Linked DNA regions of Mus musculus: region 1 is linked to region 2. The links are chromatin loops, found by intact Hi-C in ENCODE. Cell type or tissue: left cerebral cortex. All regions are shown on one strand. Each heading gives the region's core, and the rest is flanking DNA. Links, peaks and the distances in the headings are about the cores only. Region 1 overlaps Sema4f (sema domain, immunoglobulin domain (Ig), TM domain, and short cytoplasmic domain). Region 2 holds the start of Mrpl53 (mitochondrial ribosomal protein L53).

What was found. Hi-C counts contacts between places; a loop is a spot of excess contacts. Peaks named below come from ENCODE experiments on the same cell type or tissue, not always from the same donor. Only the 100,000 strongest peaks of a DNase experiment are listed, where the experiment ranks them.
Region 1: it touches region 2 in a loop (2.4-fold over the local background); 6 of 42 quality-filtered maps call a loop at or near these places.

The regions. Positions count from the first base shown.
Region 1 is chr6:82,912,634-82,923,965 of GRCm38, forward strand. It overlaps Sema4f (sema domain, immunoglobulin domain (Ig), TM domain, and short cytoplasmic domain), which reads right to left. Exons shown (of 14, transcript NM_011350.4): 6 at 6,930-7,049; 7 at 6,684-6,835; 8 at 5,899-6,077; 9 at 5,551-5,698; 10 at 5,190-5,412; 11 at 4,956-5,065; 12 at 4,689-4,849; 13 at 1,734-1,792; 14 at 1-1,471. The coding sequence ends at 858. Among named protein-coding and RNA genes, the nearest start is that of Sema4f, 21 kb to the right of the region's middle. In left cerebral cortex, for the core only: a CTCF peak has its summit at 5,282 (motif pointing right); DNase peaks (open chromatin) are centred at 4,646, 4,995 and 5,234.
Region 2 is chr6:83,101,623-83,112,954 of GRCm38, forward strand. It overlaps Ccdc142 (coiled-coil domain containing 142), which reads left to right. Exons shown (of 9, transcript NM_001081266.1): 1 at 1-1,016; 2 at 1,336-1,422; 3 at 1,498-1,647; 4 at 1,780-1,910; 5 at 1,990-2,103; 6 at 5,431-5,545; 7 at 5,833-6,010; 8 at 6,133-6,332; 9 at 6,469-7,499. The coding sequence starts at 62. The coding sequence ends at 6,755. It overlaps Mrpl53 (mitochondrial ribosomal protein L53), which reads left to right and starts at 7,486. Exons shown (of 3, transcript NM_026744.3): 1 at 7,486-7,581; 2 at 7,692-7,804; 3 at 7,900-8,310. The coding sequence starts at 7,490. The coding sequence ends at 8,051. In left cerebral cortex, for the core only: CTCF peaks have their summits at 6,138 (motif pointing right) and 7,397; DNase peaks (open chromatin) are centred at 6,145 and 7,414; H3K4me3 peaks cover 1,076 bases; H3K27ac peaks cover 945 bases.

The DNA of each region.
Region 1 (11,332 bases), core at 4,073-6,572, 190 kb before region 2:
CACACTTTTCTGGGTTCCTTTTGTCATCCCTCAATAGCTAGAATGTTGTGAAGTTCATTTTAAATGGAAGCCAAGGAAAGAGGGCTCAGCCTCCACTCCAGCCAGGGAAAAAGCAGCGGTGGCACGGCAGTGGTGGCAGCCAGAGGAGAAAGATGAGGAGAAGGACGGGGCCACGTGTCCTGCTGCCCTTCCCACCAGAAGGTCACTTTGGGAACTTTGCTCAAAGTTGAAGAAGCGCTGTGGGGTGATGGGGTCGTGTGGTTTCCCTCACTGGCTACCGAGGGTAAAGTTGTCCCCCGTTCCAACCTTCCTCTCCGACCCCCCAAAAGCACCTAGGCACCGGCCCTGTCATCCACACACACCTGGACAGGTCTTCGAGGCACACCAGTGTATAGACACACACTCTTCAAGGGACAAAGGGAAACTGAGTTGGGAGAGATCTCAAGGCAGTCCGGGGATCATGCGCTCCCCAGAGTCAGCAAACTGGAAAATCATCATACAGGCACCACACGGATGCAGGGCACACGCGCTCCAACCACCCCGCAGTGCTCCCTCTTTCCGGGGGCCCACCATAAGCAAATCAGAGCCTGTGTCCTTGCTCCACCCCACAAGCTGATGATGGGCCCAAGACAAGAGGCCATAGCAGAGGGCTACAGGGTTGATCTCTCATGAGAATCAGGAATCAGGCAAAGGTCTGGCCCTCAGCTCATCCAGGTCCAGAGGACAGACACTGACGTGTGATCACACAGACTCCAAGAGAATGGAGCAGCCATGATCGTCTCCCAGGTTCAGTGACCCTGGTCTTCGTAGCCGCTAGTTCCAGAGATTGCTCATGGCTGGCAGTCATTTTCCTGGCTTTAGATAGACGTCTCATCGCACGTGGCCAGAGGAGCCCCAGTGAGCCGGATGTGGGCTGGGCTCGGGCAAGAATCCAGCAGGAAGGGTGGAGGGAAGCCACCAAAACCACTGCCCCGCTTACCCAGGGCCAGGGGCAGCCGTTCATCTTCAGGTGAAGGAGAGGGAGGGTCTTGGCTATAGCTTGTGGTCCCAGAAGGTGGAGCCCCCAGATCTAAGCCCACCTTGTCTCTAGCTAGAAGCTCCCTCTGTCGCCGCCGCTGCTGACGGCGACCAATCAGGAGGAGAGTGAGAGATGCTGCTAGAACACCCAGGAAAAAGCCAACCAGCCCAGCCCCCACAACGGTGTGGGCCCGGTTTGCGGGCCCCCTCTGGCTGCCCCACACCAAGCTATAAGCAGCCACCACACGGGCGGCTCCACCCTCCTGACACTCGCAAGCATAAGCCCCCATGGCCCCTGGGGTCACCACCACCTCTAGCCCATCCCTTCGTGGGGTGAGCGAAGTCACTCCACTGGGCTGGTGCCACACACAGGATGCCCAGGCAGAACTGGGGGAGCACGGCAGGACCACGTGGCCCACCGTAGCCACTGGAACTTCAAACACTACCGGATGTTCTGTGGAGAGAAGGCAAAGACACAAAAGACATGAAGCTATAGGCAGGAAGTAGGATGGGGGCATATGGAGAGATGTCATATATAAGATATGTAGGGACATTGCCAAAAGGGATTCCCAAAAATGGAAAGGCCCTGGGTCCTGGGTCCTGGGTCCTGGACTGCCATGTCTTCATGGGATCAAGTCTTTTGAATGAGACAAAAAAGATCAACTCTCTAGCCCCTTTCTATACATTCCACCCGCATTTCTCTGAGCCATACAAACCTCCAGGTTCTTTTGGACACAAAGAAGAGACATCTGCTGACTCTATGTCTTGAACCATCCTACAGAGAAGAGAATATCTGGTAAACCTAGTGTTCCAATGTGCTTGCACCTTCCTCAGACCCTCACAGTACCATGGTACTCAGCCCCACGGTACTCCCACTACCACAGTACTTGGTTACCACAGTACTCAGTTATCACAGTACTTGGTTGCCACAGTATTCAGTTAACAAAGTACTCAGTTAACACAGTACTAAGTTATCACAGTACTCAGTTATCATAGTACTTGGTTACCACAGTACTCAGTTATCACAGTACTTGGTTGCCACAGTATTCAGTTAACAAAGTACTCAGTTAACACAGTACTAAGTTATCACAGTACTCAGTTATCATAGTATTTGGTTATTACAGTACTTGGTTACCACAGTACTCAGTTATCATAGTACTTGGTTGTCACAGTATTCAGTTAACAAAGTACTCAGTTAACACAGTACTCAGTTATCATAGTATTTGGTTATCACAGTACTTGGTTACCACAGTACTTAGTTATCACAGTACTTGGTTGTCACAGTATTCAGTTAACAAAGTACTCAGTTAACACAGTACTAAGTTATCACAGTACTCAGTTATCATAGTATTTGGTTACCACAGTACTCAGTTAACACAGTACTTAGTTATCACAGTACTCGGTTATCACAGTCCTGACTCCAGAACCCATCATGTTAGAAATCACTCCTGGAGTTAGTCAGCATTCACCCCTCCACCAAATCTTTCCTTAATGTACCTCAAGGCTTTTCCCTGTCAAGTATCCACATATTCCTAGCTGACAATCTGTTGGAAACGTGCTTGGTGGGTATCCCCTAAGAGGCAGGGAAATCTGAGAAGTGAAACTGCTGTCCATGGCTACAGGGTGCCCTCTCCTTTACACCTGAAGGCTTGGGGGAGGGGCTGTGAGTCGTGGTAAACAAGATTGCCATGCAAGCATGAGGCCCTGCCGTAAACCTGCAGCACCCAGGTAAAAGGCTGGGTGTGAGGCCAGGCTGGTGGCCTGCCATGGGCTTCAAAACGGAAAATCCTAGTGTTACAATGAAAAAGAATTTTGCAAGCACCTGGCCAAAACTATTCCACTAAGAGAATTTAAATTAACAGCTGAGACTAGCTCAGGGGAGGGGGCCTCCCGACCCTCACAGACCTAGGTTTGGATTAGGCACTAATCGTGACGCCTATAATCTCAGTGTGTGGGAAGATGAGGCAGGAGAGATCACTATGAATTTGAGGCCAGCCCGGGTTCTACAGATTAGGGTGAGCTCTAGGCCAGTGTGGGCTACAGATTAAGACATTATCACAGTATTTTTTTTAATTAAAATATATTTATAAAGCAAATAAGCCTACGAGTATTGATGGTATTATTTGAATCTTGAATTATACAGGTTAAGTATATGCAAATGAGGAAACTGAAACATCACTGTATATTTGATAACACTAAAAAGTTAAGGATTGGGTATGGCTACATAAGTATTACCTATTATGTAACATGATTATTTTGTGTGTGTATATTTATGTTTGTGTGTGTGAACGTGGACATACGTGTGTGTGTGTGTGTGTGTTGAGCCCAGAGGACAGTCTTCATTCTGTACTGAGTGACAATCTGTCATTCCTCAGGCAGCCTGCACCTTTTCCCCACCTCAGTGCACTACAAGGGTGCAATTCCCTCAGAGGCCAGAAGAGGGCACTGGAGCCCCTGGAACGGTGAGCCATCCTGTAGGTGGGAAGAATTGAACCTGAGTCTTCTGGAAGAACAAGCAGTGCTCTTAACTGCTGACCCATGTCTCTCTCCAGCACCCTTTTCTTTTGTTTTAGTGTCCTTGTATGCCACAGATACTCAAAGATTTATGAATAAAATAACATGATATCTAAGAAAGATTTGCTTCAAAATAACTGACAGCGAAGTCATTAAAAACAGTGTTGGTCAGGCAGCAGTGGTGGAAGGGGTGGAGATACACAAATTTATCATTTTAGTCACATTTATTCATTCATCGTACTTTTAAATATTTAAGATTTCCAAGGATAAGATCTTTTTAGGAGATTTCTTATGTGACAAGAGAGTCATTCTGAATTATTCAGAGTGAGGGAGGGACGTCAGGGTTTGCTTCCGTGTGGTATATTTTTAAGGTCACCTCTGAGAGGCAAATGGATGGCAGGAGCCCAGAATTAGGAGACCCCAGTGAGAAGTGACTGGGTTGGGGATAGCTCAGTGGAAACAGTGCCTGCTGTACAAACCTGATTAAGTGAATTTGGTTCCCCAGAACCGGCCTCAAAGTTGGCCACAGTAGGACAGGTATCTCACAAGTCCCTGTGCAGCCCTATCGCCTGATGAAGAGACAAAAGAAACTAGAAGCTTGAGGGCAGCTAGCTTGAATACAAAATAGTGAGCCACAGACAGACCTTGTCTCAAAGTGTAAGAAAACTAGCAGGGATTGTCCTCTGTCCTCTGACACACAAGCTGAGGCAATGACATACACTTGCCAGTCCTCATGTATACACATACACACACCTTACATAAATATACATCATACATACACACATATCATATACAAACACACACATACATATACACTCTAATACATCACACATACATACACACACGCACGCACACCACGCTGGCTTGGTGGCAGTGGAGGTGGAGGAAGCCAGTGGAGCAATGATCCACTTCGGAGCTGGAGTCACTATCATCCGAGGTACAATGTGTGCAATGCCCGGTCTAGCATTAATTAGACAGCACCAGACGGGCAGACAGATGAGTTAACATGAGCTAACCGACGGGCAGGCAAGAGATGCGGCTCCAAACAAGAAGCCACACACAGAGGGAATGGCATCGGCAGATGAGACAGCCATATGGGAGGGCGGAGTCCAGGAGGGCGGGCAGGCAAGAGAGCAAAGCAAAGCAGCCCCACTCACCCACGGTGCTCGCCTGCATGGGCCACACAAGCATCGAGCCGGAAGCTCCAGGCACACACGGGATCCTGGGCCAGGATACATTCTGAGCAGCTCTGGAGACGGCCACAGTTGCTGGTGTTCACTTGTGTCACCTCAGTATGGGAGCCCACCAGAAGCCAATCCTGTAGAAATGGAGCGAGAGAGAAAATGTGCTCATCGTCCAGACCAGACCGTTAACTGGCCACAGACTCGACTCTCCCCAGCAGGCTCCCCGAATACACAACTCACATGGTACAATTTCATGCTTTCAACCGGCTGTGTTTCCGGGAACAAGGCCAGATCCTCCAGGACACTGAGCTGAGCTCCGATGCGCACAGCCCGATGGAGGTGCCCATCCTCTGGGAGGAAGGAAAAGGGCAAGAAAATGGCTTAGCTGGCACTGTGCCTGGAACCCTGGTGCCTGGATGTCACAGGGCACCTCTCTGTGGTGACGTTATGGGCAACTTGCTTGATGCTGTATACCTGTCCCCAGGTAGAGCACATCATATTCTTTCCCTGAGAGGCTGGTCACCCGGTGAGCCACAACTCTGAGATAGGCTGTATCCGTAGTGACCAGCAGGGGGCGGCCATCAGCTGGAAACACGGGCCTGTCCATGAGCGGGTGGTCTCTGATAAAGGTGAGCACACGGTCTGGCAGGGAGAGTGAGGATCCAAACTGCTGGAACTTCATGTTGTTGGTGATGCACTAAAGGAGACAGGTCTGGGTGACAATGTTTCTCAGGGAACAGGAAGTATCAGGGATGCTTAGCAAAGCTCTTGTCCTTTACGATGGTGGAAAAAAAAATCAAGGTTGTGATGAAGACCTGCCCCACCCCCTCCTCACCTCTCCAGGTCTGGGCTGGGGCACCTCGTTGTCCATGACAGGTAGTCCCCTGTTGCAGTCATGTTTTAGCTCTCTAAAGGGACCATTCAGCACTGCCCGGATGTCTTGGGGTCGGAAGGCACACACAGCAGAAATGGCGGCTCCTTCCCTGGAGGAGTCACAGATTGGAGCTAAGTATCTGGAGAGAGCTAGGTGACAGCAACTCGTCCCTTATCAAAGGACTGGATCCCCGAGAAGCACACAGGAGCCATGCAGCCGAGGGAAAGAGAGTCCACCTGCAGTGACCATACCAACTCCACGGACACCCCTCCCCCCGTCACCCCGTCATCCACACCAGGACCCCCTCACCACTGGGAGGAAAAGATGCCATAAAAGAGGGGGGTCCCCGCGCCAGGCTGAGGTCGAAGCTCTGTCATATCCTGCAGAACCCCCGAGGCCCTTCCATGCTCGGGCCCTGGACACAGCAGGTCAGCCTTTAGAAACGTCGTCCATCTCTGCTGAAGGGTCTTCCGGCCCCCAAGGTCCCCCTGGGGTGACAGGAACATGGGAAACACTCTTTAGAAGACCAAAACTAGATAAAACATGTGTAGACCCTTGTGTGTGCTACCTGAGTTCATAGCACGCGGACAGACAGACATGGAGAAGAACAGACATAATCTGAGAAACTGGGGGTAACAGGGTGCAGAGATGGATAGGATTGTGATAACAAGGACACTGACAACGTAAATCATGACAAAGAACTGTGACTTCACTTAGTCCTTAAAACCAATTTGTCCTCGGTTGTTATAAAAACTCTACATATACGCTTCAAAGGTGCCAAGGAACAAGAGAGAGGTCACAGAGGCAGGAAGTGGTGGGGCAGGACTTGAACCTGGGTCCATCATTACATCCTTCCTTAAACTTCTAATGTAACCCAACTTCCTATAGACAGTGTGTTGCGAAGGTAAGTGTGGGGGAGAGCTAGAGTCGCCAGAGTGGCCAGAGCCTTCTCCCTCACCTTCCTCAAGCTCCCATGAGAGAAGCCTAGGTGGAGAACAAACCAGACAGAGGAGAGAGGCGAAAGAGGCCCAGGGAGGAAGAGATGGAAGGCCAAAACACTGGGAGATGACAGCCAGCCAGGACAGAGCTCTCACCGCACACACACGGGCCACTCGTGGGACCTTGATGCGCTCATATGAGTCCAAGACTCGGGAGGTCTCCGTGAAGAAAAAGAAGATTTCATCGTCTCCATCTTCATCCCCCCACTCAGCCGGGCTCAGGACCATAGCTGCGACAAAGGCTGGGGCTGAAGAAACCAATGACCTCAGATCTTCAGACAGCCTGGGGCTACCCAGCCTCCACCTGACCTGTGTCCCAGGTGACCCTGTCCCTCTTCCCACCATTAAGCCAGGATGACAAGGTCTCTGTTCGAATCCAGTCCTCAGCTCGACCCACAGCTCGGGAGATAATCGGCTCTGTCCCCAGGAAGTTTTTCACAGTGGCGGTGTAGAGGACGCCCCCTGCAGGGTGACAGGAAGGAGATGAGCAGTCAGAGACACCTGGAAGCAGAAACAGTCACAGGCAGGGCGTGGGACAAAGCAGAGTAGCAACACACAGACTGAGCATGCACCAAATGTCATCACGGGGGACACCTGACTCACAGGAAGTGCTGGAGTAGGAAGCCTGCACTGAGGGAGAAATGCCAGAAGGACCCAGGCATGACAGGAGCAGAAAGGCTTCTCTAGCAGACATTGGGTGTCACTGCAGTAACCTGGTGAGAGCTAACTGTCCTCAGACTCCCCAGGCGGTGGCCTTTGCTTTGCAGCAAACCCCAAGTTTTCCACTATGGAGTAGAGAACCCGTGTTCTTTCTGAACACTGCTGGGTACACTACCCTGGAACCATTCACAGCTAAGGAGTATACTGGGATCACGTGGATACTTGATGTAGGTCATCAGGCCCAGCAACTCTAACTGGGTAAAATCGGGGCATGTCCCAACACCTTGCATTTCAAGCAGGCAGAAGTCACACTGATAACAAGTGGTTCAAGCCACACTTTGGGAAATACCAGCTCAGTTTGATGAGAGGAAGCTTCACAGAAAGTGAGGAGTGTCTCCTGCACTGAGACAGTCTCCAGCACTCTAGGAATAGTGGGGGTAAGAGATGAATCACAGGCACGTTGGGACACAAGAGAGGAACAGCTCTGCCACCATGAATAACATGGGCAAGGGGTCAGACACAAGGAATAAGAAAGTGGCTGTGGGCCATAGAAAGTCATGGGCACCCAGGGTCTCTCATGAAGCACAGGCATTCTGGGAAAAGCAAGGTGGCAGGATTCCATCAGTTGCTGTGCACAAGGCACTGTGCTGAGCGCATCACCTTCTGGGGCAAGGAGGACAAGCAGATGTTCAGGGACCAGGAGTCCTGAACTGGGGGAGGGAGACAGGCAGACGATGATCCAGCCATGCCTATCTGGGATTGCAGCATCTTTTGAGGGGCAGCAGAGAGGTACCAGGGATTGAAACTGGGACCCTGCATATGCCAGGCAACTGTTACACCACCTGAGCTATATTCCCAGACCCATAGCATCTCCGAAGAATAAAAAATTTGCCAGTTAGAGGGCATCAGGGAGAAAGACAGGGAAGCAGTGAACAAAGGAGCCATACTCAGGCATAAGGACCATGGTGGCTGATGCCCAAAGGGGCAGACGTTTCTGCACCAAGCAAATGAACAGAGGCAAGGCTAGAGGCATGGAGATGTGTCCTCGTTTGTGAAGTGTGCTCTGACATATCAGGACACGAAGTCTTTATCTCACAGGGAAGAGAACAGTGGAGTTTTTTTTTTAAATGGGGAGTGTAACATAATCAATTGGGGTTTATAAAGAAAGCAATGAGGGCTGGAGTATAGCTCAACGGTAGAGCCTAGTAAGCCCTAAGTCCTGGGTAAGAAGACCATGATGATGGTGATGGTGATGGTGATGGTGATGGTGATGGTGGTGGTGGTGGTGGTGGTGGTGGTGGTGATGGTGGTGATGGTGATGGTGATACTGACAATGATAATGGCCAGGCATGGTGGTGTGAATTTGTAATCCCAGCAGTAGGGAGGCTGAGGTAGGAAGATCAGAAATTGAATGCAAGTCTGAAATCAAAAAACAAGAAGCACATGCCTTTCATCACAGGGCTCTGGAAGCAGAGGCAAACAGATCTCAAGGTCAGCCTGGTCTAGAAAGCAAGTTCTATGACAGCCAGGGTTATGCAGGGAAACCCTGTCTCAAAGCAAAACAACAACAAAGATGGCTCAACCATTAAGAACCCTGGCTTCTCTTGCAGAGGACCTGAGTTTGATGCCCAGCATCTACATGGAGGCTCACAACCATCCTTGACTCTAGTCCCAGAGGTTCCAACGTCCTCTTCTGACCTCCTTGGGTACTGCAGTCACGTGGTACCCAATCACATGCATGCAGTATGCACACGCGCATGCACACACTCACACACACATATGCACACACACAGGAAGTGAAAATGAAGAAGAGGAGCCACCTCAACATTAAATTCCTCGTGTGATGTTTTGATTTGTGAACTCATTACAACAAAGTGATGTTTATGTTTTCCAAAAGAGAAGAGGGAGAAGAGGAAGAGGAAATGGAAGAGGGTGAAAGGGGAGAAGAAAAGAGAGAAAGAGAAGATGCAGAGGAGAAGTAACAGCAACAAAGGACCATTCACACAGCTCAAGAAGCATGGAAGACCCAGAGGAGGCAAAGAAGAAAGGGGAGAGGCCAAGAAGGTACTTCTAAGAGAAAGTGTGTTAGTGCAGACTGAGCACAAACTGAAATCGGAGAGATGAAAGAATAGACAAAGATAACATCTCTGTGGTTTGTCAGACATAAGTAACCAGGACAGGAAACAACAGAGGAAGGCTTGTGAAGAAGGCAGCCGGAGAAGAAGGGCATTCACTCCTGGACATGCTAAGGCAAAAGGGCTTTCAGGAGACATGGGAAATTCAAGAAGGCAACTAAGGATGGTCCAGGAAACACAGCCAAAGCCATCACCTACGCGTCACTACACATCCTGTTTAGGTCCCAATAGGAACAACACAAAGGTACTGATCAGAGATGCAAATAGACTAGGGTGCCCTGAGGAACACCACCGTCTAAAGGAGAATATTCTGCAGGCAGCTGAGAGGTCAGATCAGAGAGCCGGGAGAAGGAAGCAAGGGCTTGAAGGGGCTTGTGCTAGCCCGGGGAAGCAGGAGAGAGCAGGGTCATGCAGAAGGAAGCAGAGACATGCTGGCTAACAGATGCTCCCTAAGGGCTGTGCGTTGTTAGCAGTGGCCAGATACCCAGCCTTGAAACAACACTCAGTGCAAAGTGAAAAACAGCCAAGAGGCCTGGGAGACTTGTAGACCGAAAACCTCCTTGCAGGGTGTAGGTGGGAAGGAGAGGTGATTCCACCGCTTGAGATTGTGGGCAGGGTTTTGGCATCAGAAGACTTGGGGTTGAACCCCGAGAGCACTCACTAGACAACAATCTTGGGCAAACTGGCTTTCCTAAATCCCAGGCTCTTCAAATGCAGAACAGGGAGAAAGCCACCTTCCACTCATCAGTGCAGATGCTAGAAAACAAGTACAGAACCCTCGCGAGGGCCAGCCACACGGTATGCATTCTGTACCATCGGTGACAGTCCCTGTAGAACTTCAGAGACATGTCTTGCTGCTAGCAGAGGAGGAGCAGCTGTCAAGTGACATGCCAATCCCTTCCAGAAGAGTTTAGGACAGAAAACCTAAATATTAGTCACAGGTCCCAGCAACTAATGGAACCCCACATGAGCCAACACTCTGTACTTGCTAGGTGGTAGGTGAGAGAGAACTGATACTGGAAAACTGATTGAAGAATGGTGCCTAGAACCTAGGCAGTAGTGGCACATGCCTTTAATCCCAGCACTCATGAGGCAGAGACAGGAGACAGGTCTGGGTGACAATGTTTCTCAGGGAAAAGGAAGTGTCAGGGATGCTTAGCAAAGCTCTTGTCCTTTGTGATGGTGAAAAAAAATCAAGGAGTTCAAGGCCAACCTGGTTAACAGATCAAGTTCTAGGACAGCCAGGGCTACACAGAGAAACCCTGTCTGAAAAAAGGGAAAGGGAAAGGGAAAGGGAAAGGGAAAGGGAAAGGGAAAGGGAAAGGGAAAGGGAAAGGGAAAGGGAAAGGGAAAGGGAAAGGGAAAGGGAAAGGTCCTTAACAACACCATACACAGAAAACCCTAAAACCAAACCTCCGTGAGCCATAAGAAGCTGTGCCACGCTGTCCTGAGAATGGAAGACGTGTGAAGCAGACAGTTATGTATATTTAGGGAGCATGTCTTCAAGGATAAAGGTGATAAATAAAATTGAAGAGGGATCACAGATAATCACACAAAGGCCTAGTTAGCACCGGAGGCAAAGGGTTTCAAAATGCTCTAAGGGATTGTTACCCTAAAGAGCTAGCAAGACTGGAACCTGCAATGGCGGAAGAGAACTGTCCCTGAAGGTGGACTAGAAAAGGGTCACTGACACTAGGGGACAGAAAAAGGGACAGACACCTTGGAATGTAAGTAGCAGTTGTCCAGATGCAGAGGCTTACCATGATCTCAAATATTTACAGAAGGGACATCAACCGCACAGATATGAAGATCATGTCTGTAGGAGGACATAAGACCACAAGACATTCTAGACTGTCCCAGACATTCTCAATTCCAATATGACAGAACTGTACTTTCATATAGTAAAATATTCATAAATATGTAACTGTTTGGCTATTTATTGCTGAGTAG
Region 2 (11,332 bases), core at 5,148-7,647:
GGAGTGCGACGGGAAGCGGGGAGGCGGCGAGCGTTAGGTTCGTTTGGGACTCGCCGTGCAAATGGCACGGGCGTCCAGCTCTAGTGGCCCTTTGCCTCCACTCGCTAACGTACCCTCGTCGTGGGCGCAGCCCGTGGGCGCTGGGGAGGAGCGGGACGAGGGGAGGCGTGGAGGGCTAGGGCTACTGGCTGCGGTGAGCGTCCCGTGCCCGGACTTCAGCAGACAGCCGTGGGCTCCCGCGTCTGCAAGCGGCCCGATGCCCTTCGCTCTTCAGCGGCTCCGGGCCACATTGCTTCGTCTGCACCGCGAGCGAGAGCAGCTCCTGCGGGCCCGGGACTGCGCCCGCCACCTGCAGGCGGTCGTGCGGCTGCTCCGCTCCGGCTCCTCGGCCGGTTCCCTCTCCCTGCAGCAGTTGCACGGCGATTTACAGCTGTGCCCATCTCGTGGGGCGGCTCTGCGCCTCGGCTTCCCGGGCTCCAGGGAGACGCTTCTCCTGACTCGCCCTGTCGGGCTAGCTGCCCAGCACTTGGAGGCTGCCATCGAGATGCAGCTTCGTTCACTGGGCCGGACACCCGCTAGCCTGGGCCTGACATCCCAGCTAGCCGAACTGTTGCTGGCCCTTCCCTTCTACCACACTCTGCAGGGACATTCCCTGAACTTCGTCCCCGGGGCCGCGCGCCCATTCCCCGCGGCCCGTGTGCTCCAGCTCCTGGCTGCAGAGCGGGGTTGTCAGGTGGCAGATAAGCTGGCTGAAGCCCGTGGCGGATCGGGCTTGCAGGAGCAGCTCCGTCGGCAGTGCGAGCAAGAGCGAGAGCTGCTGCCCGGGCTGCTGGGCCTGGTAGGGGGCGTGGCTAGCACCGACAGCAGCGGACTGAGGCTTGGGGGACCTGGAGCCCTGTGGAGCCAGTATTGGACCTTGCTGTGGGCAGCCTGTGCTAAGTGTTTGGACCTACGCGTGGGACCCTGGGAGGACCCTAGAGCAATGGCACAAGAGCTGAGTCAGGCACTGTGTCAAGGTAAGCGAGGGGTCCGAGCTGGCATTTGGAGGTTGTGGTGAGGGTGTCTTTTTCCCTTTACCCTCTCTCAACTCCAGCCTGTCAGCAAGCGCAGGGCCTTGAATGAATGAACTTCCCCGAGTTTAAAGTATAGCGTTTAGGGTTTCCCAAGGCCACGCAGCTTCCCATAGCAGTCTTTATTTAGGTTTTAGTCCACACTGGCCTGGGACGCTGGTCTCAGCCTCCTGCCTCCGGAGAGCCACCATGCCTGACTTGAGTGGAGTCGGCAGGGGCTGTCACCAGGGATTTGTTTCCAGGCTTCCTTCATTTCTCCCATCAGCACCCCTGCCTCAGGAGTGTGAGAAGGAGCTGTTGTCTCTGTGTCACAGCCTGTTTCACCAGTCTGTCATCTGCAGCTGGGACCAAGGTAAGGAGAAAAGGACATTGGGGTGACCCAAGGATCCTGTTGCGCACCCCCTCAGACTATATTTTGTCATGCCAGGGTTCTGCCAGGCCTTAGGATCAGCCCTGGGTGGTCAGAGCAGCCCTGCGTCACTGTCTCCTACCTCTGAGCTGCTGCAGCGGCTTTTTCCTCCCCTCTTGGATAGCCTTCGACAGCCCAGGCCAGAACTTAGGCTGTGTCCGCCTGCAGGTGAGACAGGAGGTGTGGAATGGGAGGGCAGGGGGCGGGGCAGTTGTTATCTTTTGCCTGTCCTCTGTTCTGAAGCTGGCCTTCTCCTGGAGGTGACCTATGAACCCTAGGGTACTGTCCTTCCCCTCCCAGGTCCTACGCCTGTCGCTCTGGGGCTCTGTACCCTGCAGACCACCTTGCTCTGGTTTGTGGGCAGAGCTCAGCAGCACCTGGCAGCGTGGGACCCCGGTTCCTTCTTGCTCCTGCTCCAGAAGGATCTGCCTGTGAGTGGCCCAGAGCTGGGAGGGAGCAGCCTCCCTCAGTGGCCTGAGCTGAGCCCTCCCTCTCTGTTTCTGCCCACAGCCTCTTCTGTCTGCGGTGGAGGCGCTGTCCAGCCTGGCCTCCGAAGCAGCGCTCACTCTGGAGGTGGAGCAGCAGCTGGGCCTAGAGATCCACAATTTGACTGAAAAGATGCAGGTGAGTGCAGAGACCTGAGAGTGGCAGCGTAAGTGTGTGCCTAGAGAACAGGGCTGGGGACCTTGCGATCTCCAATCTCCTTAGTCTCTGCTAAAGTTTTCTCTGTTGGCTTCTTGTTCTTTACTATGGAAAAAAATTCAAATATGGTCATAATAGTAATCAACTCATGGTCAGTTATGATTCATACTCCCTTGCTACTCCCTAATAGTGTTAGCCAATGACATCATTGTTTAGACTTATTTCATTAGCGACTGCATAATTATGTCTTTTACTTTTCCTAGTAGTGTTTAATTCATTATTCTCTTTAAAAGTGACATTTGTATATATTATTGTATATATATACATATACTATATATATACATACACACACATATACACACACTATATATATAGTATGTGTATGTATACATATACATACATTTGCTTGCCTCTGCTTCTTGAATCTGAGATTAGTGGCATATGCCCTTGCATCTGGCTTGCTTTATAGTTTTACTAAAGTAGCACATGTCTATATTTAAAGGGTGAAATGCAAGCTGGGGCTGTAGCTAAGCAACAAGCACTGCTGATCATGCATCATCGAACTTTTCTTTGATTCCAATCACGAGTGGGAAGGGGAGCAGAAGGAGGCAGCAAGATGATTCGTTAGTTATAGGTGCTTAATGCCAAGTCTGACAACCCCAGACCCATATGGGGTAAAGATAGAACTAATGACGGCAAGTTGTCTCTGCTGCATATGTGAGCATGCCAGCACATACACACACACACACACACACACACACACACTGCATATGTGAGCATGCCAGCACACACACACACACACTGCATATGTGAGCATGCCAGCACACACACACACACACACACACACACGAGAGAGAGAGAGAGAGAGAGAGAGAGAATGAAGTTAAAAGTATTTTTAAGCCCTCTAATGGGGAGATCAGCAGAACAGCTCCACTCCCCTCTGGGTTGGCTGTTTCTTCTCGCCCTTTCTCTGGATTATGTCAGGGCCTCATGTATGCCAGGTAAGATCCGTGACACCAAGCTATGTCCCCCATGATTTTCTTCTAGGTTTATGGACAGAGCTATTACTTCTGTCTTTATCTGTCCCATTTTGCACACCACTGCTTCCTGTTGCAAAATATAAGGTTATGTTTGTGTTCTCCTGGTGTGTTTGCAGGGCTCAAGTTGGCCCTGTCCTCCTGGTGTGTCTGCAGAGCTCAGGTTGGCCCTGTCCTGGTGTGTCTGCAGAGCTCAGGTTGGCCCTGTCCTGGTGTGTCTGCAGAGCTCAGGTTGGCCCTGTCCTCCTGGTGTGTCTGCAGAGCTCAGGTTGGCCCTGTCCTCCTGGTGTGTCTGCAGAGCTCAGGTTGGCCCTCTGCTCCTAGTGTGGATGCAGAGCTCAGGTTGGCCCTGTCCTCCTGGTGTGTCTGCAGAGCTCAGGTTGGCCCTCTGCTCCTGGTATGTCTGCAGAGCTCAGGTTGGCCCTCTGCTCCTGGTGTGTCTGCAGAGCTCAGGTTGGCCCTCTGCTCCTAGTGTGGATGCAGAGCTCAGGTTGGCCCTCTGCTCCTGGTGTGTCTGCAGAGCTCAGGTTGGCCCTGTCCTCCTGGTGTGTCTGCAGAGCTCAGGTTGGCCTTCTGCTCCTAGTGTGGATGCAGAGCTCAGGTTGGCCCTGTCCTCCTGGTGTGTCTGCAGAGCTCAGGTTGGCCCTCTGCTCCTGGTGTGTCTGCAGAGCTCAGGTTGGCCCTCTGCTCCTGGTGTGTCTGCAGAGCTCAGGTTGGCCCCTGCCCCTTTGCTCTGCTTCTCTGCTTACCAAGCATCTTAACTGCTGTGAACTCCCACCTTTGGTCTCCTGAATCTGAGACTTCTAGTCCAGCAACTGTTTGGGATTTCTTCCATTCTTACTGTTTTCTCTTTAACATCATGCCCTAGCGTAGCCTCCTAATGAGAAGAGCTTCACATAGATGGTTATGGAAGCCCAGAGGAGGACCAGTACCTGAGGCTTAACTGCTGGCTGGGCAGCCTCTGAGTAGCAGAAGCAGGCTCCCCAGACAGCCTTCCTGGGGAACAAAAGCTCATATGCTCTCTTTGTGAGTCCAGTCCTCCCTCCCTCCCTCTCCCCTCCTGTTTGTATTCAGGACTGTGTGTGTCAGGAAATGGTGTGGAGCTTGGCAGAGTAGCCAGTTAGCATTACATTGTTGGAGGCAGGGCCAGGGGTGCTAGTGTATACCTTTAATCCCAGTACTGAGGAGGCTGAAACAGGATTTGAGTTTGAGGCCAGCCTGGACTACATGGAAATTTCAAGGCTAGTTTGGGCTAGACAGATGGGAGTGGGGAAATTCTGTGCTGGAGAGAAGGGAGAACAGAGGCACACACATGTCTGATGTGCCAGGGACCCAGTGGTTTCTTCCTCTCCCCCATGCCGCAGAACCTCCCTTTCCTTAGGTTCCGGGGATCATATATCCACGTCTTTTTCCATTTTCTTTTGTTTTTTATTCCCCCATCCTTTTCCTTTCTTGACTCTAATGTAAGAGTCAGCTCAAGCTGGCCTCATGGAACTTGTCATCCTCCTGCTTCAGCATTCCCAGCCCTGGGGTCACAGGCATGTGCCACTATGCTCAGGTCACAGAACTTCTGCCAAATGCCCCATTTTTTTAGATTCTCCAAAAATCTAAAGCCGGGCGTGGTGGCGCACGCCTTTAATCCCAGCACTTGGGAGGCAGAGGCAGGCAGATTTCTGAGTTTGAGGCCAGCCTGGTCTACAAAGTGAGTTCCAGGACAACCAGGGCTATACAGAGAAACCTTGTCTGGAAAAAACAAAAAAACAAACAAACAAAAAAATCTAAACAACACAACCTTGTTATCACCATCTTCTTCCCACCCCATTTTTTAAAAAAAGATTTATATATGCAAGTACACTGTAGCAGTCTTCAGACACATCAGAAGAGGGCATCGGATTTCATTACAGATGGTTATGACCCACCATGTGGTTTCTAGGAATTGAACTCAAGACTCTAGAGGAGCATTCATTCAGTCACTGAGCCATCTCTCCATCCCCTGGCCATTGAGCTTCTAATACTCTGATTCTACTTTCCAAATGCTGGGAGTCTAGCCGCATGCCCAACACGCCTGACTTGTCATGTGCCTTTGATTACTAAGGAAACCTCTAATCCTAGGTACTGTGCATGGTTTAGGTCCAGACCTCCTTAGAAAATGCCCATGCTCCCACAGTGAGGCATCAGGGTTTTACAGATGCCCACACTGAGACCTCAGAGAGAGAAACACCATTCCCAGTCTAATAGACTAGCCCTTCTTACTTTCTTCCTCCCCATACAGCTCCTGCCCAAAGAATCACTGGGTCTGTTTGTCCAAGAATGCCATAAACAAGCCACACAAGGCTTCAAGCTCCACATGCCGAGGGGTCGATACTGGAGACTTCGATTGTGTCCTGGTAATTTTTCTTTCTTCCTGGTGCTGGAAATGAAACACAAGATTTCACACAAGCTAGACGAGCAAGCCTTGCTGAGTGAGCTACAACCCCCAGCCCACTGTCTTGGTAATCTCTCACTTCCACCTTTCTCCTTCGGGTTCCTGGTATAAATGGTCCAAGCCCTCCCCAGTTGTGGCTCCACACCACTGTCAACATCTTTGTCCTTACCCTTTGTGCCCTTCCTTCCCTCTGGAGCCCACTGGACTTCTGCAGTCTCTCCATCTGTCTTTTCTCTTGTCTCACTCCAGAACCTCCCAGTGACCCTAGTGAGTACGCTCGGATAGTGGTCTACTCTGTGTTGGAGCCTGTGTTGCAAGGACTTCAGGGATTGCCACCTGAAGCCCAAGCCCCTGCCCTCGGCCAGGCACTGACAGCCACACTGGGCGCCTGGCTTGACCACATCCTCACCCATGGGATCCGGTTCAGGTATGAAGGAAAGATGCTAGTGGCAGAGGAAGAATGCCAAACAGGGAAAATGGAGACCATTTGGGCAGAGCAGTCTGGGGAGGCAGAAGTGTCTGGTGGCCACATTGTACCTGGACATCTAGCCTGCAGGGGGCGCTGCAGCTCAAGCAAGACTTCGGAGTGGTCAGGGAGGTTCTGGAACAAGAGCAGTGGGGCCTGTCGCAGGAGCTTCGCCAGACTCTGCTCTCACTCAGCATCTTCCAGCAGCTAGATGGGGCCCTGCTGTGTCTCCTGCAGCAACCCCTGCCCAAGAATCCAGTCCACAGAAGACCTCCCCGTTGCTGTGAGTTATCACCACTCCTCAACCCCAGGCTTTTCTAAGCCCTTCCAGGGGTGCTTTCGAACACCCACACCCAATCTCACCATTGCTTTGGCGTCAGCATTCCCCACCAACCTGCCGTCCACTCCTGCCTTCCCAGGTCTCTGTTATGAGGTCCAGACCACTGAACTGCCCACCAGCAGCCTCAACAGCCTGGAAAACTTGGCACCCCCTCTTCGTCTTGGAGTCTCCCCTGCCCAGAACACTCACCTGCTAAGCACCCTGGGGGGAGGAGGACGAGGAGGAGGGGGAGGGGGAGGACCAGGACCTAGTCCTGAGGCTTACCTGGTGGGAAACCAGCAAGCCTGGCTTGCCCTGAGGCTGCACCAACACCCACGTTGGCACCTGCCTTTTTTTTCTTGCCTGAGGACAAGTCCTGAACCCTAAGTTGACTAGGACCAGGGGTTGCAGATCATGCCCCAGACAAGGAACTGTATGCTAGAGAAGCTTAAACCTGGGTGCTTGATAAAACATGTTCATAAACTAGAGTCCAGAATTGAACCCCCAGATCATCCTAGGATCTGCAATCCAGAGTAATAGGCAAACTACAGCCTGAAATCTGGATGTCGGAAACAATGAAGACATCTTGGAGCTAAAACTAGAAGGGGTCTACAGGGCTAGCGCTCAGGAGACAGGCAAACCTTGCTTTCTCTCGAATCCCAGGAGCAAAGCGAAAACTGATTCATGAGGAAACACAGACAAAGCAGACATTTCTACACGTGGAGGGCAGTCTTACCCCTTCCCCGTCTCTGTTTCTAGTCATTAGGCTGTAGGGCCTGGACATTTAAGCCTTGGCTGTTGCTACAGGGGCAGGGCTTGCCTTCTGCTGGGTGGACAGTCCCCGCAGTGACATCCTTTCCAAGGAAGGAGCCAGGATGTGGGGTGGTGCTGACCTAGATCTCGCAGGCAGGACCCCGAGGGAGAGGGCTGAAGGACGTTTTCCTGCGAAGGGGATTTTGCACATTCACTGCTTATGCTGTGTGGCACAGAACACTGCTAATGGCTGAAGTATTCGCGGGTGGCCCCGGAGGTCAGCCGCGCGAAGTACCGCGGAGCCGCCGGAAGCGGTCCGTTCCAATAAACCGATCCCCAGTGCTACTCCTTCCGGGGTGGAGGTAACCATGGCGGCGGCTTTGGCTCGGCTCGGACTACGGCCGGTCAAGCTGGTTCGAGTTCAGTTCTGCCCGTTTGAGAAGAACGTGGAGTCCACGAGGTACGGGTTCTGGGGAGGTGGGAGGCGTCCGTGTTCCCCACGCGTGCGCGCGCACCCTCGTCCCGGCTCCCTGGTCCCCCGGACGCGCTCACGCTGCCCTCCGGCCGCAGGACCTTCCTCCAGACGGTGAGCAGCGAGAAAGTCCGCGCCACCAACCTCAACTGCTCTGTGATCGCCGACGTGAGGCACGACGGCTCTGAGCCCTGCGTGGACGTGTTGTTCGGTAAACCTGGTAGGGACGCGGGTGGGCGAGGGCAGATCGCCGCCATAGCCCTGCATAGTCAGGGTCCCTAACTCATCGGTTTGCATCTCCCCCAGGAGATGGGTATCGGCTGATTATGCGCGGTGCCCACCTCACCACTCAGGAAATGTTAAGTGCCTTGGCCTCCCACATCCGGGACAGGAACGCCGCGGCAGCATCTGCACCGGGCGCAGACAAGGTCGCCCCGGGTACGAGTACCCGCCGCTGATATGGCAGAAGAGTCCAACAACCAAATGTTAGCTTGAATCTAAAGACAGTGAGTGGTCTGAGAAGACCTGGGCTTTAATCACTCAAAATGCTGCATGGAGCTCATGATACGGAGCAAGAACACTAACAACAGGGCTTCTGGGGCAAGATAAGTAAGTTTGGGTGGTGAAGGGCCCCGACAAATTGGAATTTTTCTTTCTCAGTGTTTAACTTTATTTGGATCTGTCAACCAAGTACATTTTAATTAAATATTTATTGCCAAATGAATGCTATTTTTCTCAGGTTGTTTACTTGGATTTTGAGAGAGGGTCTTACCATGAGCTAACCTGAAACTTAGTAAGAAGACCAAGGTGGCCTAGAAATGTGAAAGCATTTTTCTGCTTCAGGCTCCTCAGTGCTGGGATTCTAGACAGCCACCACCCTCAGCCTACAGTACTCATCTTCCTTAGTAGTGTTGTCTACTCTTCATTCACTCTCATGGAACCACCCATTCTGTCATAATTTCAACTACTCAGGATTTAAACCCTACCTTTTTATTTGGTTCTAACCCCATCTTCTATGATTAGCTACTGCCAATTTCCCCCATATGCCACCAACATTCTTTCCTTCAAGTGGAACGGTCACTTGGCTCTTCTGACTTCCTGCTCAGCCTTCTAGGCTAGAAATGTAGTGTTTCCTCTCCTATCCCTTCCCTTTCTCCGTAGATCCAACCAGTCTGTCTGCACTGAGGGGAAAGAGAGGAGCCAGCCCCGTCTATTGGCACACACTATCCAGGCTACTCAGGAGGCCAGCCTGGTCTACTTATCGAGACCCTTCCATTCTCACTCATTTCCTGTACCACTTTTATTCTCCTGCCTGGTGTCATTTTCCCTTATCATTTTAGCTGCTATGAAATCTCATCCTTCACATGGGTAATAATGGCTTACTTCCCACAGTCCGGAAATAGTTTTTGGTTAACATCCATTAATGTGACCATGAAGTCATTTTAGAGGATCAAATGGCATAAAAAGTTATCCATTCGAGGCCAGAGGAGTAGCTTAGTGTTTAAGAGCACTAGCTACTCTTCCAGATGACCAGGGTTCAATCTCCAGTACTCACATAGCAGTTCACAACTGTAACTCCAGTTCTAGGGCATCTGACACCCTCTCACAGACATGCATGTAGGCAAGACACCAATGAATGCACATTAAAAATCAGAAAAAAAAGTCGTACAAAAAAAGTTATCCATGCATGCCATGTGTTATTTTTTTTTTAACTTTTAGTTTTTATACCTCTACCTCCCTTCCAACCTTTCTTCACCCTAATCCCTTCTGACACCCCAGCATTATGTAGGAGAGAAGATTAGAGGGGGAGGGGATATAGACCTCTATAGGCTACTTCCTGCTGATTAGGGTCCTTGGGTTCCTTGGGGCAAGTCCAGTCTTCATCATCAGAATATCCAGCAAATGCAGCCGCAGCAAGAGGGATCAGCAGCTGCAGCAGGCCCTCTCCAGAGTCCCCAGAATTAATCTCTCTGCAGCAGGTAAAAATCACACCCCTGCTAGTGCACAAGGCAGTTCATAATCACCGGCTGGGACACAGCTTCTTACCCCACACCTGGCACTAAAACATAACTGAATTTCTAAAGAAACCAACATTCTTACTACAGCCACAAGAGTATTCTTTTAAGAAGTTTTAGTTTTGAATAAATGACTGTATATTTTATAAATAAAGACACTCTAGCATATGTGTGTGTGTGTGTACACTGGGTTACGGTATCATTGTTTTCTTTTTGTGTATGTATATGTATGTAGGTGCACATGCCTGTGTTTGCAAATGTGGAAGCCAAAGGTTGTGTATTTTCCTTTACCATGTTCCATCTGTTTTGGATTTTTGTTATTGTTTTGTTTTGTCTTGTTTCCAGATAAAATGTCTCACTGAACCTGACCTTACTCTTTTCAGCTAGCCTAGCCAGCAAGCACCCAGAATCCCCTATCTCCATCCCCCAAGTGCTGTGGTTACAGGCATATATTACCCCACCTAGCCAGCAAGCACCCAGAATCCCCTATCTCCTTACCCCAGTGCTGCGGATGCGCCCTGGCCTTTTATGTGAGCATGCTGGATCCCAAGTCAGTTCATGCTTTCCCAGCAAGTGCTCAAATCACTGGGCCACCTTCCCAGCCCCTTTGTTTCTCACCTTGAATTACAAGAAGAGAGAAAAAAAAAAAAAAAAAAAAAAAAAAAAAAAAAAAAAAAGCCCACAGCCACTGCCAGAGAACTTAAGAATGCCCAGCTAAGAATAGCTATGTAGTTTACCAGATAACTCGGGCCCCACTCCCCAGCAATACTGTAATTCTTCCCTGCCTAAATGAGTAGTAGAGGCTCTCTCGCTGCCATCCTTTAAGAAAGACATCTCCCTGAAGGCCTGGGGTGTGTGCTGCAGGATATTTGGCCATTCTGTGAACCCCAAGATTGTGTTACTTACTGGAAAATACTGGAATACTGGAAAATAGTTGTGGTGTGGCTCAGCCTTAGCATACACCTTTAATCCAAAAGCTTTCTGAACTATTGTAAACAAGATTAAAGTCAACTGTAGGTCAAGAAGTAGAGCAAGCAACCACAGGCCCAAGTGTTGTCAGGAAGTGAACATGGGCTTATTAAGAAAAAATGATAGAGAGAAAGAGTCAGGGGAACAGATAGACACACAGGAAGTAGAATTGCTTGAGACTGTGAGAGAGGGTCATTCCCGGTGAGACTTAGGCTGAGGAGGAAGGTCTGCTGGGTGTTTTCTCTGTCTCTCAGCTAGCAGGCTTTAACCCTAGCATCTGGCTCCCAAGTCTTCACTGGTAAAATTGAATGAGTTTTTGTTAAAAACAGCAGGTGTCAGGCTGGAAAGATGGCTCAGTGGTTAAGAGCACTGACTGCTCTTTCGAAGGTCCTGAGTTCAATTTCCAGCAACCACATGGTGGCTCACAACCATCTGTACAGCTACAGTGTACTCATATACATAAATAAATGAATCTTAAAAACAAAAACAGAGCTGGGCGTGGTGGCACATGCCTTTAATCCCAGCACTCGGGAGGCAGAGGCAGGTGGATTTCTGAGTTCGAGGCCAGCCTGGTCTACAAAGTGAGTTCCAGGACAGCCAGGGCTATACAGAGAAACCCTGTCTCAAAAAACAAAACAAAACCAGAACAGCTGTCAATCCCAGTCAGCTCTGCCCTTAAGTAGTTATGACATGGGACAGATAAATCTGTCACTGTCCACTCTCATTTGTCAAATAAGAATAGTATAGGCTTGTCC